2 separate regions of the Homo sapiens genome follow, and region 1 is linked to region 2. Evidence: chromatin loops called from intact Hi-C (ENCODE). Cell type or tissue: psoas muscle. All regions are shown on one strand. Links, peaks and the distances in the headings refer to the core of each region. The heading gives the core; the rest is flanking DNA. Region 1 overlaps LOC124903657 (a long non-coding RNA gene). Region 2 holds the start of LOC124903658 (a long non-coding RNA gene).

Evidence for each region. Peaks named below come from ENCODE experiments on the same cell type or tissue, not always from the same donor. Only the 100,000 strongest peaks of a DNase experiment are listed, where the experiment ranks them.
Region 1: a loop joins it to region 2, with 6 times the contacts of the local background. A loop is called at or near these places in 3 of 110 quality-filtered maps.

Annotation. Positions count from the first base shown.
Region 1 is chr16:19,127,034-19,136,183 of GRCh38, reverse strand. LOC124903657 (a long non-coding RNA gene) reads right to left here. Exons shown (of 2, transcript XR_007065011.1): 1 at 8,899-9,150; 2 at 1-630. Among named protein-coding and RNA genes, the nearest start is that of ITPRIPL2, 18 kb to the right of the region's middle. RefSeq lists enhancers at 5,023-5,317, 5,240-5,319. In psoas muscle, for the core only: no CTCF peak of the experiment used is centred there; DNase peaks (open chromatin) are centred at 3,263 and 4,880; H3K27ac peaks cover 3,100 bases.
Region 2 is chr16:19,175,854-19,185,003 of GRCh38, reverse strand. It overlaps SYT17 (synaptotagmin 17), which reads right to left. Exons shown (of 8, transcript NM_016524.4): 4 at 4,465-4,613; 5 at 857-1,476. It overlaps LOC124903658 (a long non-coding RNA gene), which reads left to right and starts at 944. Exons shown (of 2, transcript XR_007065012.1): 1 at 944-1,541; 2 at 3,558-4,256. RefSeq lists an enhancer at 1-358. In psoas muscle, for the core only: a CTCF peak has its summit at 4,914 (motif pointing right); DNase peaks (open chromatin) are centred at 4,613 and 4,923.

The DNA.
Region 1 (9,150 bases), core at 459-8,458, 49 kb after region 2:
CCATGGAAAGGGAAGGGAGCTGGGCGATTATCCACCAGTCCCATCCATGGTTGGTTGAGCGCTGCTCCCTGCGGCTCAAACACTCCAGCAATGTCTGCCTTGTCCTACATGTGGGTGGAATGTCCTGTCACAAACAGATAAGAACTCCCGGGCCTGAGCTGCAGGTGTTCATAGGAGGCCACCTTCAGAGTGAGGACGTGAGTGCAGTATGGATCCACAGGCTGCAGGGGAGGCACCTCTGCCATCATCTTTGTCTGTCTCTTTGCCAGCCTTGAATTATACCACAGGTTGCTCTCCTTTGATTGCCGCCTTGGAAAAATGACGGCACAAAGGAAAAGAAACCCACCCTCCCATATACTGTGGGTTAACCTGAAATCCCCCCAAACTCCACCGTGGGCCCGGCAGCCCCCTCCCTCAGCCCCAGCACAGTGGGAGACTAACGGTGGCAGCAAGCTCAGGCTTGTACCCAGAGCCCTTGCAGGAGGAAGCCAAGGGTGCCTCTTGCCTTTGGGAAGGGAGAAGCTGTGAGTTGATTGAAGTGATCAAAGGCACCTCCATCCTTTACAGATGCAACGAGCTGCTAACACTTTCCAAGAGGGATTAAATAAATGAACATCGGAAACTCTGTCCCTGGGCGGAAAAGAAAAGTCATCCGCAGGCATGAACACACTCTAGAAACTCTTGCTAGCATCTGAGCTGTTCCCCTGCTTTCTCTCCTTCTGATTTTGGATCAACCACCAAAAAAGGCAAATTCCTTTCCATACTGGTAATGATGGTGATAATGATAATAACAGTAACAATGATAGCAGTGGCCCTCACTCCTGAGACTTGTAAATATCACTTTGCATCTAGCAACTCATCTCATCTTCGCAAAAGCCTAACAAGGAGGCCGAGCGTGGTGGTCTATGCCTGTAATCCCAGCACTTTGGGAGGCCCAGGCAGGCAGATCACTTGAGGTCAGGAGTTTGAGACCAGCCTGGCCAACGTGGTGAAACCCCGTCTCTACTAAAAATACAAAAATTAGCCAGGTGTGGTCGTGCGTGCCTGTAATCCCAGCTACTCGGGAGGCTGAGGTAGGAGGATCACTTGAGCCTGGGAGGTGGGGGTTGCAGTGAGCCGAGACTGTGCCACTGCACTCCAGCCTGGGTGACAGAGTGACACTCTGTCTCAAAAAAAGAAAAAAATGCCTAACAAGGAGACTCTAAAATTAGCCCTATTTTGTCAGTGAGGAAATTGAGGCTCAGAGAAAATGAGTCAGGGGTCACAAACTCAAATGCCTACAGGGGCAGGCAGACAAGATAAACCAGCAAGTCAGGTGGATATCACATATAGATTGTGATTCATGAGGACTATGTGAACTGGAGATGGAGCAGACAGCCCCTCCTGAGCCCCTGCCTCGCCACTGCCACATGGGAACATGGGCACAGTGTGACCGATCTTATTTTTCAAGTAAAGACAGAAAATTGGATTTGAATGTGATATTTTCCCAGTTTTATAAGCAGCTGAAATCAGTTAGAATTAGGATTAGGTCCCTCTCCTTATAACAAAATAACAGGGCTAAGTAAGATAAAAGTTTCTTTCACACACCAAAAAGAAGTTGGAGACTGGGCGTGGTGGCTCACATCTGTAATCCCAGCACTTTGGGAGGCCGAGGCAGGTGGATCATTTGAGGTCAGGAGTTCGAGACCAGCTTGGCCAACATGGTGAAACTCTGTCTCCACTAAAAATATAAAAATTAGCTGGGCATGGTGGTGGGCACCTGCAATCCCAGCTACTCAAGAGGCTGAGGCAAGAGAATTGCTTGAACCCAGGAGGCGGAGGTTGCAGTGAGCTGAGATCGCACCACTGTACTCCAGTCCGGGCAACAGAACAAGACTCCATCTCAAAAAAATAAAAATAAATAATAAAAAGTTGGAGTCTGGGCACTGTGGCTCACACCTGTAATCCCAGCCCTTTGGGAGGCCAAAGATGGGAGATCATTTGAGGCTAGTTGTTCAAGACCAGCCTGGGCAACATAGTGAGACACTATCTCTACAAAAAATTTTTAAAAATTAGCTGAGTATGGTGCTGTGTGCCTGTGGTCCCAACCACTTTTGAGGCTGAGGTAGGAGGATTGCTTGAGCCCAGCAGTTTGAGACTGCGGCAAGCTATGATGGTGCTGCATTTTAACTTAATCACCTATTGAAAACCCTTACTTCCAAATATGATTACATTCTAAGGTGCTGGGGCTTAGGACTTCAATATACGAATGGCAGGGAGGGGACACAATTAAGCCCATAACACTGTCCATCTCCCCAATTCACCCAAAACTTCCTTAAGGGTGGGATTTATGTCTGGTCCAAGAAACTAGTGTGTTTTTTTATAGCTGAGCACATGTACCATTCATGGAACACATGACATACATGTTTTAGCTTAGTAGGTATTTAATGTAGTAGAAAAATATGTATAACTAGCACATTAAACCAATAATTTCACAGATAGAGTTTGGAATAAGGCTAGAGAAAAAAAAAACAACAACAAGCAACTATCTTAGTCCATGTGAGCTGCTATAACAAGATACCCTAAACTGGGTGGCTTATAAACACAGAATATTTCTCAGCCAGGCGCAGTGGCTCACACCTGTAATCCCAGCACTTTGGCAGGCCGAGGGGGGTGGATCACCTGAGGTCAGGAGTTCAAGACCAGCCTGGCCAACATGGTGAAACCCCATCTCTACTAAAAATACAAAAATTAGCCAGGCATGATGGCACACGTCTGTAATCCCAGCTACTCAGGAGGCTGAGGCAGGAGAATGGCTTGAACCCGCGAGACAGAGGTCGCAGTGAGCCAAGATCTTGCCATTGCACTCCAACCTGGGCAACAGAGCGAGACTCCATCAAAAAAAAAAAAACAACAACAACAAAACAGAAATGTATTCCTCACAGTTCTAAAGGCCGGGAGGTCCAAGATCAATGTGCCGGTAGATTTGTTGTCTGCGGAGGGCCCACTTCCTGTTTCACAGATGGTGCCTTCTCGCTGTGTCCTCACGTGGCAGAAGGGGTGAGGGAGCTCTCTGATGCCTCTTACAGAAGGCCACTAATCCCTTCATGAGAACTCTTCCCCCATGACCTAATCACCTTTCAAGAGCGCCTTGTATCCTCACATTGGCGATTAGGTTTCAGCACATGCATTTATGAGGGACACATAAGTCCATGGCAGCAGTGTTAAGGAGTAAACAGCCCGGGCGCAGTGACTCACGCATGTAATCCCAGCATTTTAGGAGGCCAAGGCGGGTGGATCACCTGAGGTCAGGAGTTTAAGACCAGCCTGGCCTACGTGACAAAACCCCGTCTCTACTAAAAATACAAAACTTAGCCAGGCGTGGTGGGGGGGCCTGTAATCCCAGCTACTTGGGAGGCTGGGGCAGGAGAATTGCTTGAACCTGGGAGGCGGAGGTTGCAGTGAGCTGAGATCACGCCATTGCACTCCAGCCTGGGCGGCAAAGTGAGACTCCATCTCAAAAAATAAAAAAAGAAGAAAGAGTAAACAAATTGTCTTGCAGGAGGTACCGTGAGGTGGCAAAGATACTCCCCAAGGGCTGGAGTTGGGGAAACCCAGCACTAAGAACCAGCTCTGAAGTCACATGACCCTGAACTTCTTTCCTGGAGCTCCTGCTTGTTGGCTGTATGACCTTAGGCAAGTCACTCAACCTTTCAGAACCTCATTTCCTCAATTGTATACTGAGGATTCTAAATACTCCAGCCTCCAGCCTCCAAACATCACATCAGCCTTGTGAGGAAGAGCACATGGCTCTGGCACAAGATCACTGGGACATCAGTTCTGGCTCTGCTGTTTCCTGGCTGTGTGACCTTGGGGAAATTACTTTACCTCTCTGAGCCTGCTTCATCTTCTGTAAGAAGAGCATTAGGGTACCTAACTCCTAGGATGGTCACAAGGATTCAATGAGTTAATTTCATCTTTTGAGTGGTGTCTGGTAGTAGTGAATGTTCAATCAAAATCATTATTATTAGTCACCCCAAGGATGGCTCTGATACAAGCTGAACTGGTCCCTTCCAGGGGCTTTGATCATGGGCACTACCCAGCTCCAGGCTAAGGCTGATGTCAGATTGCTACATTGGAAGTCCACATCCTGCCATTGTCCCCAACACCCACTGTCTCAAGGCAGGCAGATGAGGTCATGGGAATTGATGTTTTTGTCCTGAAGGGATAGGCAGGGGTGGATGGGCAACCCCTCTCTCCCACTCCTGATTGCTAAGTGGGGAAGCTTTGGCCTGAGTTTCTAGGGGTGTCCAAAGATCTTTACTTCTTTCCTAGACATTTCTGTATACTTGAACTTTTTACAGTGAGCATATATCACTTCTATGATAAACAAACAAACAAACAAGAAAGCCATTTTCATTCTTGCAAAACCAATCCAGGCCTGGCTCACACCCTTCTAGATTCCCAGAGTCACTTTCTGACCTATCTGGGTCACTTGTTCCTTGGCCTGACTCTCTCTAAACACAGAGCCGCTGTGTTCCAATAAAATTTATTTACACGAAGAGGCTGCAGGCAGGATTTGGTCCATGGTCCACAGTTTGCCCTGACCTAGGATACTGTCTGGAACACAGTAAGTGCTATACAAGTGTTAGCTATGAGTGAATGTGTGTGACTCACAAGCATGTATATCTATGCGTGCATGTGTGCACATGTGTATCTATATGGGAATCATGCCTCTGAATGTGTATTGTGTCTGTGTGGGGGATCTGTTTAGTCCTTCTATAAAAACAAAACAACATGCTCGTACCAGCCAACATTTCAACGCAGCTACCCCAAGACTTCCTGCTTCTATTCTGGTGAGAAAGGGAAGCTTCGGGCGCCAACCCCCAGTGGCCTAATGGAAAGGGAAGCTTCGGGAAAAGCCAAGAGAAGAAAGAGCTGGTGTGTCTCTGTCATTTTCATCTGGGTTAAGATTGGAGGGAAGTCATCATTGGTGATTGTGCTACTGTAGGGCCGGCAGCCCACGCCTTCCCATCTGCTGAAAGGATGAAGTCAGTCCTCTGGGGGAAAAGGGGGTGGAGAGGGGACTCTGTAAAAATGAAAAAGGAAGCTTTTTAGGAGCTTTGAAGGAGGGGTTGGGGTAGAGGGAGAATGATTCCCTGCTCTTGTGGTGGGTGGCTTTTCCAGGCAGCTTGTAAACATCTGCTTGCTTGTTTCATTTTGATCTCCTGCTGTGGGACTTCTGAGGGGCTACTTCCTGTATGACTAACTTCCTTGGCTGGCTTTGCAAGGGCCAAGGAAATGCAGTGAGCGTTAATTTTGGAGTCAGCAGATGAGGGTTCAAATCCCTGTTTGCACTTCCTTGTTAAATGCCCTGGGGGCATATGATCTCGTCCCTCTGAGCCTCAGTTTCCACCTCTGTACATTGGGGCTCCTATTATAATAGTATTACCTCCTAGGACTATTGCAATGATCAAAGGAGAACTGTGTGTGTCCAGCATTTGTCACAGAGCTTCACTCTGTAAGTGCTCCCGAAGGTGACACCCTGAAACAGACCCCCATGGGCTAGTGTGCTGAGCTTCAAGATTTCAGAGAAGCCTTCCCTAATTCCCCCATGCTGCACTAGGTCCCTTTGACTCACAGTGTCATAAAAACTGGTTTCTTTCCTTCAAAGCATTTACCTCTGTTAGTTTCGTTTTTTGTTTGTTTGTTTTTTGAGACAGGGTCTCACCACTCTGTCACTCAGGCTGAAGTGCACGATCACGGCTCACTGCAGCCTCGACCTCCCCGGGTCGGGCAATTCTCCCCCCTCAGCCTCCCAAGTAGTTGCAACTACAGGTGTGTGCCACCATGCCCGGCTAATTTTTATGTTCCTTATAGAATGGGGTTTTGCCATGTTGTCCAGGCTGGTCTTGAACTCTTGGGCTCAAGTGATCCACCCACCTTGGCCTCCAAAGAAGTAGGATTACAGGCATGAGCCACTATGCCTGGCCCTCTGTTAGTTATTTAGTGCTCACTGGCGTGCTTATTGGCAAGTGGCTGCCTCTTCCAGCAGACTGTAAACTGCAGGCCAATAAGATGGTGTTTGCTCTGCTAACCACTCTATTATCCCCTGTGCCAGCACAGGGCCTGGCACATAGTTAGCATTCAATCATTATTCAGTAGGGTCCCAATGGGGTCTTCCAAAATGGGGTTATGATAGGCACTCTCTTCAGCATCCTGGTGTTACCCTGGCAAATCCATACGGGTCTGCCACAACCTCAATTCCTGCCTCCTCAAGAGAAAGAATTCAGCTGAGGGGCAGAAGGCAGAAGGAGAGACAGGCGAGTTTCAGAGCAGGAGTGAAAGTTTCTTAAAAAGCTTTAGAGCAGGAATTAAAGGAAGGCGAGTACCCTTGGAGCAGGGCCAAGTGCATGAAACCCTACAAGACAGAGATCGTGGCAATAGTCCTAGGAGGTGATACTTAACCTCTCAAGTGTCCCATTTGACCTTTGACAGAGGGTTTTATATGTTGGCCTACTTCCAGGGTCTCGCATCCCTTCTCCCCTGATCCTTCCCTTGGAGTGGGCTATCCGTATGTGCAGTGGCCTGCTAACATTTGTGGGGGTGGCAGTGGAATGTGCAGTGTGCTTACTGGAGTTATATGAGGTGTTCTTCCCTTACCAGCCTAATGTCTCTACAAGGTCATATACCAGTTAAACTCCGCCATTTTGCCTCTTAAAGCTCATGCTTGAGCCCATTCATCCAACTCCTAAGATCTTATTTGGAAGCTGCGGATCATCAGTTTCATGGTTTTGTTTGTTTGTTTGTCTGTTTTTTGTTTTTGTTTTTTGAGATTTGCTCTTTTTGCCCAGGCTGGAGTGCAGTGGCGCAATCTCAGCTCACTGCAACCTCTGCCTCCTGGGTTCAACCAATTCTCCTGCCTCAGCCTCCCGAGTAACTGGAATTACAGTCACCCACCACCACGCCTGGCTAATTTTTTGTATTTTTAGTAGAGATGGGGTTTCACTACGTTGGCCAGGCTAGTCCCGAACTCTTGACCTCAGGTGACCCACCCGCCTCTTTAACACATGGCTTTTATTGCCTCTGTAGGATCGTGCACACATCACTTTTGCTCCTTGCCCATTGGTGAACCAGTCACTTGGCCCTGCCTAACTGCAGGGGACTGGGAGATAGAGGGTTACTCATGCATATTCAGCATCTGGAAGGGGAGAGCTTAGACTCTGGGTGGTCCCACGAGACTGGTTTAGTGAGAGGAAGCCCAAATACACTTTTAAGCCTTGCAAAGTGGAGATCCATACTAATTAGACTGCTTTTGAAAACCAGGTATTTATCAGAGAAAAAAGAATCATCACAAGTCCATTGCTTAAAATCTGGAGCAGGGTTTCTAGCCTGCAGTTTTCTGCCATGCAAGATCCTGAAGGCTTCTCTTCTTCAAATGCCACAACCATTTGTCTCCAAGGTTGAAATATGTTTTAATGCTTTCATTTTGATAAGGATCGACAGTTGCCCATCAGAGGCATAGCTGCTAATTTGAGGAGACTAATGATTGAATAAACCATGAAGATAAAAATCATTTGAGAGATTTGGTCCTTAAAAGCATTTAGCCTGAGTCTGGCACGCAGTGGGACTCCTAGGGGTCTTTTTTTTCCCTGGCTTCATTAGAAGGTGTCTTGATAGACTTTATTTTTTTTAAGTGCCAGCCACTACACCTAAAGATGAGTTGGGGAGAGAGATTGAGATAATGTAGGCAAAACCATTGAATATTCATGAAAAGAGCCAGCATTTTGTGAAGACAGGCTGTATCTGACATATGTTATCTGCAGGCTACAAGATTAAAAGAAGTGGGGCAGCCAGGCATGGTGGCTCACACCTGTAATCCTAGTACTTTGGGAGGCCGAGATGGAGTATCCCTTGAGGCCAGGAATTTGAGAACATTATGGGCAACCGAGTAAGACCCCCATCTTTAAAAATAAAAATAAAATAAAATAAAAAGCCAGGCGTTGTGGCAGCACCTGGAGTCCCAATTACTCAGGAACCTGAGGCAGGAGGATTGCTTCAGCCCAGGATTTCAGGCTGCAGTGAGCTATGACTGCCCCACTGCACTCCAGCCTGGGCGACAGAGCAAGAAAGAACAGGGCACTCTCCCTCTGAATATTGAGGCGTTTCATTACTGAGAAGTTTCAGGATGACTCTGATGCCTCTTTTTTTGGTTTAACTGTTTCCTTCTCCTTGGGGTTGGGGAAAAGGGGAACTGCCAAATGGATGAAGCCCCATTGCCCACTTAGCAATTATATTTTGCCTTGTGTCTCTCAGCTGAAGAGCTCTCTCCTAGGATTTGGTCCCCCAGCACCACCATCACCACCCTTAACCTTTCTGTCTCAGCCACGTAGCAAACCTCATGCAAACCAGCTGGTGCTTCCACAACATCTAGTGGAGAGATTGCAGGTACTCTACTGAGCACTGCAGGTTCCAGAAGGGCCATCTGACCTAGGTCACTGGTTCACAACCCCAGCTGCACTCTAAAATTGTCCAGGGAGATGTAAACAGCTCCCATGCCTTAGCTGCATCCTCCTAAGTTCTGATCTCTCTGGTCTTAGGTGGGGTCCCAAGCATGAGTATTTTTACAAAGCCCCTTACCCATTGTTATGAAGCCAGGATTGAGAACAACTAGCCTAAGCTTTCTGCCCAGGAACTCAAGCAATGAAAATCAGACTGGGGAGAAAGATGACACACTTTAGAAGTAAGAATGAGATAAGCATGTGGTTGATGCTCTCACTGTATCTCTCTTCTGGGGACGCAACTACAACAAAAAGTCACAACCGCAGACCCATTCACAGTCCTGTGGGAAAGGAAGTTTGGTGGCAGGGAGACATCTGGCAGAGTGCCTAAGAGTGATTCCTTAAGAAATGGACTCACCTTCCTGTGGTTCCAGAAATGCTGGTGCATTCCTAAAAGAACACAGTCGACATTTAGATAACACTTCTCAGTTTCTCCATTTTACTTTTTGACTCTTCCAAGGAACCTATAAGAGGAGAGATTATCTCCTTCATTTTGCAAATGAAGGGATTGATGTCCAGACAGGTTAATTGATTTGCCCAGAAGAATACACCCAGTGACAGGTGGAGCTGAGATGTCAATCCTAACACTTATGGGGCATTTACTAAATCC
Region 2 (9,150 bases), core at 413-8,412:
CCCTCTAATATGCAGGAATGCACAACAGCCGACTGGAGACACAGCCTGGTCCGTGGGTGGCTTCCCGAGCAGCCAACCACATTTCCCTGGGCTGGACAGGGGGAAGGAAGCCAATCTAACAGTTGGCCTGAAAAACATCCATGCATCATCCTGTTTTCCAGCCTTCACTTTTTCCCCAAAAAAATCAATTTCTGAAAGTCAAAATGATTGATAGCTTTATACCCTGTGCAATCATTCTCCTTATTAAATAACTCAGCATCGATGATTTAAAAAAGGCTTCCAGAGTGGTGGTGGTTACAGGAATCTATACATGTGATAAATTTTCACAGAAAGACACACACATGAGTGATGCATGTAAAAAGTAGTGAAATCTTGAGGTCAGGAGATCGAGACCATCCTGGATAACACGGAAAACCTCATCTCTACTAAAAAAAAAAAAAATACAAAAAAATTAGCAGGGCGTGGTGGCGGGCGCCTATAGTCCCAGCTACTCAGGAGGCTGAGGCAGGAGAATGGCGTGAACCTGGGAGGTGGAGTTTGCAGTGAGCCAAGATCACGCCACGGCGCTCCAGCCTGGGTGACAGAGCGTCTCAAAAAAAAAAAAAAACTACTGAAATCTGAGTAAGCTCTAGGTTAGTTACCAACATCTATTTCCTGGTTGCGTAAGATGCTATCATGCTGGATCAAGAGGACACAGGAACTCTCTGCTATTTTTGCAACCTCTTGTGAGTCAAAAATTATTTCAAAATAAAAAGTTTTAAAAATCCAAAAAAGCCTTTTAAACAGTAAAATAAAATAAAAATAATCACTTTTTAAAAAAGCTCCCAGGAGGAAACACCACAAACCCATCCCTTACCTGAGAACTGGGAATCAGCGCCTTCCACCAGTGCCCGCCCTTGACCAGGTCAACTTCACACAAAGGCACAGAAACTTTCCCAATGACACAGTGGCGGGAGAACTTATCAAAATCCACCACGGTCAGGAGCAGGGTCCTCCTCTGGGCCTCCAGGAAGGGGATCTCGAAGGTGTAGCGCTCCTCAAACACGGGCTTCTGGGTCTTGCGTTTGACCCCGGTCTGCTTTGAGTTCTTCTGGTCTGGCAGGAGACAGATCTTGACGTAGGGGTTGGAGTGCGCCATGTCCTGGCGCGAGCCATCGTGGGAGATGGGAGGTGGCAGGTCCCTGGCCTCGATCACGCGCACGGTGAGGTGGTTGTGCAGCAGGTCGTACTGAGTGCTGAAGTGCAGCATGCCCAGCTGGTACTTGGACAGGATCTCCTCGTCTGTCAGAGAGTCCACATCGTCGCTGTTGGAGTCGAGGGAGTACAGGTGGGGTTCGAACTTCCTGAAATAGTCGTCGGGGTTATAGGTCCGTCTGAGCACCGAAGGTTGGATGGGCTCCTTCTTGGCGCTGAGAACGCCAAACTCGATGGGTTTAATATCGATGAGTGGAGAGCTGGGACGTCTTGACTCAAGACCTGAGAGCCACCAGAAATAACAATGAAGACAGCCACATACGGGGCAGACCTGGGCCACTTTGCAGGTAAGCAGATTCTTGCATTGTTTACTCTGCTTCAGAATGACCTTTGCCATCTTTCTCCACACTCTGAAATACTCACTGATTCTGTGACAGATAGTTTGGTGGCACTATTGACACCTTGCCATCATCACAGCAGCTAAGTGCCAGGCACTGCTCTAATGGACTGTGTACACTACATCATCGCATATGTGCAATCACAATCTTCACATCCCCTTGAATTATTAGATAATTACTATTATCCCCACTTTATAGACGAGGAAACAGAAGCTTTAAGTAACTTTCTGAAGGTCACACACTTGCAAGTGTAGGAGCCAGGGGTCAGGCTGGTCTAGCTGACCCCAGAGTCTGGCTCTAACCATTATCCTACGATGTCTCCACTTTAAGAGAGTGAGCTCTGGGACCAGAGTGCCTGGGTGGAATTCCATCTCAGCCACTTACTCACTACTCGTGTACTCATTACCAGTGAGCCATGTGACTCCGGGCATATTCTTTTGACTCTCTGGGACTCTGTTTTCCCATCAGTAAAATAGAGTCAATAACGGCACCTACCTCAAAGAATGTGGTGAAGATTCACTGAGCCAGGGCATGAAAAGAGCATGGCACAGAATGTGCCCGTAGGCACAGACCAATAAATGGGAACGACTGTACTTCTTCAAGGTTCATATTCAAACCTCACCGCTTACGGGCCGCCTCTCTCCCTTCCATGAACCAGCAGAATGCATTGATCCCAAGTTCATTATTCCAACCTTTGCACATCCCTCTCTTCTAGCAATGAGCTCATGGCATTCTTGCTAATTGCCCAAACAGTTGTCTTTATGAGACATTTGCCAGAGGCATGGGAGGTACTCTGATAGATGTATGCTAAATGGAGATAACCTGTGTTCAGAGCTGGGCATGAGACTTAGAAATTACCTAGGCCCACACTGTCCATAGAAAGATAACGCAAGCCAGAAATGCAAGCCACACATGTAACTTAAAATGTTCTGGCAGCCACGACTTTTAAAATATGCAAATAAAAGGGCAAAATTCATTTAATTTTATTTATTTATTTTGAGACAGAGTCTTGCTCTATCGTCCAGGCTGGAGTGCAGTGGCGGATCTCGGCTCACTGCAACCTCCACCTTCCAGGTGCAAGTGAATCTCATGGCTCAGCCTCTCAAGTAGCTGGGACTACAGTTGTATACCACCACACCTGGCCCATTTTTGCATTTTTAATAGAGATGGAATTTCATCATGTTGGCCAGGATGGTCTTGAACTCCTGGCCTCAAGCTATCTGCCTGCCTCGGCCTCCCAAAGTGCTGGGATTACAGGCGTGAGCCACCGCGCCCAGCCTGCAAAATTAATTTTAATATTTTATTTTATTTAACCCACTATATCCAATGTATACTCATTTCAACATGGAACCAATATAAAAATATTTTAGTGAGATACTTTAAATCCTCTCTCTCTTTTTTTTTTTTTTTTTGAGACAGAGTTTCATTTTTGTTGCCTGAGCTGGAGTGTAGTGGTGCAATCTCGGCTCACTGCAACCTCCACCTCCCGGGTTCAACCGATTCTCCTGCCTCAGCCTCCCAGGTAGCTGGGATTACAGGCATGCGCTACCATGCCCGTCTAATTTTGTATTTTTAGTAGAGATGGGGTTTCACCATGTTAGCCAGGCTGGTCTCGAAGTCCTGACCTCAGGTGATCCTCCCGCCTCGGCCTCCCAAAGTGCTGGGATTACAGGCATGAGCCACCGCGCCCAGACTTTTTTTTTTTTTTTCCTCACTGTCCTGAAAGTCCAGTATGTATTTTGCACTTACAGAACATCAGTAAGATTCAGTCTCACACCATTTACGTGCTCAACAGCTACGTGTGTCTAGTGATTGTTATACCAGACAGCGCAGCTCTAGACCAGCCCTCTCATTTTACAAATGGGAAGACTGAGGCCTAAAGAAATCCAGTGCTCCCTCTGTTTCACTATTTCATGCCCTTGAACTCTTTTTTTTTCTACTTTTTTCTTTTCCCTCTATCCCCAGGAAAGGTTGGACACCAATGATCTCCACCTGAATGGATTTGTTTCATGCATTTGAAGCTTTTCCCTCTGTCTGGTGAATTTCAGACATCGGTTCACACAGAGCAGAGATACTTTTGTGGAGCAGAAGGAGGTTGGGAGCCTCTGGGTGTTTGTCCTCCTTTTTCCTCCTCACCCAAATCATGCTGTTTGGTCAAACACATACGCCACACAACAGAGTGGACAAATTGGGTGGTCAAATTTGATGGCCACACATACATTTTGTTTAGGCTTGAAAGTAAGAATGTTTCACATAAAAAAACCCAGATTGCCAATATCTCTTTACAAAGATCAGACAATACGGAGCCCCCAATCCCATACAGCTACCATTGGCCAGAGCTGAGTAGCAGACACCCTGGCCCCCTTTCAATGGGGCATTTGCTTTTCAATTGACCGAAGTCCCCACCCTGCCCTAGTAACTCTCCAGACAGAGCGGCAGCTGCCATTTGTCACTGCACTCAGGCAATGTTTATCTCTATGCAACCTCTGCACTTGGCCACTGATGCAACCCGCCTAGCTCCCAAAGTCACCAGAATTGACAAACCCTGCTATATAATATAGCCACACTCATCTTTCAGAATCTGAAATGATATACACTGACAATGTTAATCAATTCAGCCAATTCAATCAAACTTAAAATTAATAAAGCAAAAATCAATCAAAATGATTGCTTTTGATTAAACTCAGCAGCAATCAGGTGTGATGCCCTCCTCTGTCACACCGTCATTATCTCTCTCTCGCCCTGTCTCCTGGACTGTCATCCCACTCTGCCGCCCTCCCCCAGCAATAACACTGCCCTTCATGACTCTCCGTGGGAGAGTGTCTGGGAAAGCCAGCCAGGGCCCCCAGAAAGGTAAAGCAGAGATACTTACTCGAAATCCTCCGCGTCAGGCTGTATGTAGACTTGGATGTGTCTGAGGACGAGCGTCTTCCATCCGGGGAATTGGTCCGTGGGGTCAGCGGGACTTCGCTGGCCGTGTGGACAGAGTCACCATCCTTGTCACTGCTCCGGCTGGCCATCCTATAGGAAGGGAAGAGGTCTCAGTAGCTGTCCAGGAATCCCCGGGGACTGGCATCTCTGTCCCTTGGGGGTTAAGACCCACGATGAAACCGCTCTCAGACTCATTTTATGCAACATGGAATAATGCAAATTTGACAGTGTGGTGTCCTTAAACTCTCAACAACGTCTTGCTTTTTGCACAAAATGTGAAATGATATGAAGAAATATTCCCCAATTTAGAACAATCTGTCAAGAACTTGCATAATTTCAAAGCTGGGGTTGGGTGGAGAGCTGTGTAAAGTTAAGCTGTCGCCACGTGGGGGCGCCACTTTGGCTCAGTGAAGCCCGAGACCTGTCAATCTCCAGCCTGGAGTGAACCGTCTGGTTGTTTTATAGGCATCCGAACTTCTGCTTTTGGTTACAAGTGTCCTGGTATTTCAACAGTCACTGTGTCTATAATTTAAGATCTTTTAAAAATATCCTATAACAATGTCACTCAAGGGTTCTTTGCGCGGCAGAAATGGCCCTGAAAATCAACAATTTCTGAACAGAAGTTTGATGTAAAGAAATAGCTATAAATTAGCAGCAGCCGTGACTCAATGTGCTCCCAATAAAGAACTGCTGAGAAATTGGGAAGGAGGATGTAGGGGTGGATGGAGAAGGAAGACGATACAGGGTAGTCATTGAGAGAACCGCTGGGGCTGAACCCTGGCTGGGTGCTGGGGCAAGTCCCTTTCCCCTCCCGTACCTCCATTTCCCCATCTGTAAAGTGGAAATATTGACAGTACCCACATTATACGGTGGTTGTAAACACTGAATGAGTTAACACATATAAAATGCGTAGAGGCCGAGCATGGTGGCTCACACATATAATCCCAGCATTTTGGGAGGCCAAGGCAGGAGGATCCCTTGAGGCCAGGAGTTTGAGACCAGCCTGGGCAACACAGCAGGACCCATCTCTACTGAAAGTTGGCTGGGCATGGTGGCCCACAGCTGTAAACTTTGTGAAGAATGTAAACTTTGGGAAGCTAAGGCAGGAGGATCACTTGAGCTCGAAAGTTTGAGATCAGCCTGGGCAACATGGCAGAACTCTGTTTCTACAAAAAAATTTTTTAAATTAGCTGGGCATGGTGGTCTGTGTTTGTAGTCATAGTTACTTGGGAGGCTAAGGCGGGAGGACTGCTTGAGCCCAGGAGTTTGAGGCTGCAGTGGGCTATGATTGTGCCACTGTACTCCAGCCTGGGTGACACAGCAAGAGACCCTGTCTCAAAAATAAATAAAATGCTTAGAACAGTGCTTGGTTGCGTAGTAAACAGCTGCTCAATACATCTTGAAACATTTTTTATTGATTGATCGATCAATTCATTGTTTTTTTTTTTAAGAAACAGGGTCTCACTATGTTGCCCAGGCTGGACTCGAACTCCTGGGCTCAAAGTGATCCTCCCGCCCTCAGCCTCTTGAGTAGCTGGGACTATAGATGCATGCCTCCATGCCCAGCTTAGTTGATATTATTACAACTGGGGTGGCTTTAAGATCCCCCCCAATACTCATAAAGCTAGGTAAGGATGCTGGAGGGATGGGAAAGGAGGTAGAAAAACAGCTGGTGACGTCGTTTTGAGACTGATGCTGCTAATAACATGCCCCTAAGCCATAATGGCTGTAGATTTATGCCTTCCGAGGCTGCATACCCCCCAACTTGACATTAAAGCCTATGGGAAAACTCGTCTTGAAAAATGCAAGTTTTGAATGCTGTGAGGTCTTCAGACGCATCCTGTGCATGAGATGAGACTGATCTGATGTTCTTCAAAAGTGTTATCAGGAGCTAGGCATGGTGGCTCATGCCTGTAATCCCAGGACTTTGGGAGGCTGAGGTGGGTGGATCACTTGAGGTCAGGGGTTCGAGACCAACCCGGCCGACATGGCGAAACCCCATCTCTATTAAAAGTACAAAAATTAACCTGACGTGGTGGCATGCACTTGCAGTCCCAGCTACTTGGGAGGCTGAGGCATGAGAATCACTTGAAACTGGGCGGGCACGGTGGCTCACGTCTGTAATCCCAGCATTTTGGGAGGCTGAGGCGGGTGGATCACGAGGTCAGGACATCGAGACCATCCTAGCTAACACGGTGAAACCCCATCTCTACTAAAAAAAATACAAAAAATTAGCCGGGCGTGGTGGCGGACGCCTGTAGTCCCAGCTACTCGGGAGGCTGAGGCAAGAGAATGGCATGAACCCGGGAGGCAGAGCTTGCAGTGAGCGAGATTGCACCACTGCACTCCAGCCTGGGCGACAGAGCTAGACTCCGTCTCAAAAAAAAAAAAAGGAGAATCACTTGAACCTTACCCAGTCTTGGGTATCCCTTTATCACAACAGAAAACAAACTAATACAGGTTGGGAGAAGGATGAATAACTAATTTGCACCACTGTTAAAAGGCAGAACCCCAGCTAAGCCAGTAATGCTAAACTCTAAATGGCACACACTCCCAATCGCCAAGTGGGGCATCTCTGAGAGGGCTGTAAGAGCTCTGCACATTGTAGGCATTCAATATGTGCTTGTTCGACAAACAATCAACCAACTTGACTTTAATTCACTCTTCAATGAGGGTCTTTCTGGCATTGCTTCAAAAAGCACCAGTCAGATTGTGCAGTTTTCCTAATCTTCACCAGCCCAGCCCAGCCAAGAAAAGTTGGGGGCCCACAGGACATGAGCATATGTGACAATTAATGTATCCCCAAGATCACACGCAGAGCACACACAAAGGGCCAGCTCATCTGCCACATGCCAGTCCACAGAGGCAAGTCCCATGGTTCTTGGCTCAAATGTCGCAGTAGGAACAGCACTGCAAAGCCCATACACTTGACATTTCTACTTCCTGTCTGTTTGATAACATGCAGCTGCCCACTTGGTAAATAAATCTGGGGAAAACACAAAGCTGTAAATTTACTTTCTGAATGATTTAGCCATCTTCCCTTTACAGATTTCTCTTACCGTTTTGCATTATGCTGAGTGTCAAAACTGTATTAAGCACTGCCCAGTGTTCAGAAGAGACCTCATTCATCCTGGGAAGCACAAAGGTCACGCACAGCTGTTCAGTCTGTAGACTGCACAACCCTAGGTGGTGCCATTCATAATGGCCACCATGTGAATGGCGCCACCTGGAATTTTGTGGTGTATTGGCCCTGCTGGGAAAGTTCCAGTCCACTTCTCTACTAGTGGCAAAACCAAAAGAAGTATCTTCCCAGAGGGTCCCAGCCCCCTTGCCCCTGCTTACACAAAGGGTTAGCAGCAGTCAAGGCAAAACGCAACTGTCCTCCAGCTCAACATGAGAACCTAGGCTGTGCATCTGTAACACTCAACATTTGGATATCTAGGGGGCAAACAGGTACCTGGCTGTGATACTCAACACCTGTGAGGGGTCTCCGCTGGTATCGAAGAAAATCCAGATTCCTTACTCTGGCATTCAAGACCCAACTCAGCCTAAGCTTGCAGGCTCCCCCAGCTCTTCCTAGATGTAGTTGTGGCCTGAATCCTACAGGTGTGTGTGGAGTTGAGATTTTTGGTGAAAGCAACTCATTAATCAAGCGATAATTCACAGCCGGTTGCCGCGGCTCTCACCTGTAATCCCAGTGCTTTGGGAGGCTGAGGTGGGAGGACTGCTTGAGGTCAGGAGTTTAAGACCAGCCTGGGCAACACAATGAGACGCCTATCTCTACAAGGGGTGATGTCTGCCCACCTCTCTAGTCAATTTCCTCCCCTCTAGTCACAATACCCCAATTGTCTATTACAGGGGTCTGCAAACTACAAAGCCAAATTCACTGCCTGATTTTGTAAATGAAGTGTTAATGAAACACAGACGTGCCCGTTCATTTACTGTCTACAGCTGCTTCTGCATAACAATGGTAGAAATAAGTAGCTGCAACAGAGACCATATGGCCCATGAGGCTAATATATTTATTATTTGGTCCTTTAAAAGTTTGCCAACCCCTGGTCTAATAGTTCAGTTCCTGTGTTTCTGGTGGAAATGACCATCTCCCTGGTTTCCTGGGTGGGCAGGTAACTGGCATGATTCTAGCACCATTTCCTCCAAGTGAAAGTGATTGGTACATAACCCGAGCCAGGCTAATAAGAGTCTTTCCTGGTTTTGTTTTGTTTGTTTGTTCGTTTTTTATGCAACCGCAACAGAATGCAAGTCTAGTGCTGCCACATGGAGAAAACAAGCTTAACAATGAGGCCAATACAGAAGAAACAGAGAAAGAAAGAGAGAGAGAGAAAGGCTCTGATGACATGATTTCTGCTCCTGGATCCAGCTATGCCTGAAGCCATCATTCCTGATTCTTTCATAACAAGGTCTTATGCAGGACTGTCATATATGGAATGCAGGGTGTAAATGCACAACTCTAGGGGGCAACCTGACTTACATACCTGCCTTACCTCCTACGTGAGACTGAAAATTCCCTGAGCATGGTCACAGGACCCTATCTAGCCCTGTGTATACCACAGCGCCTGGCACACTGTACTTAAGAAATAACTACAAAAGGAACTGAGATTAACTTTTC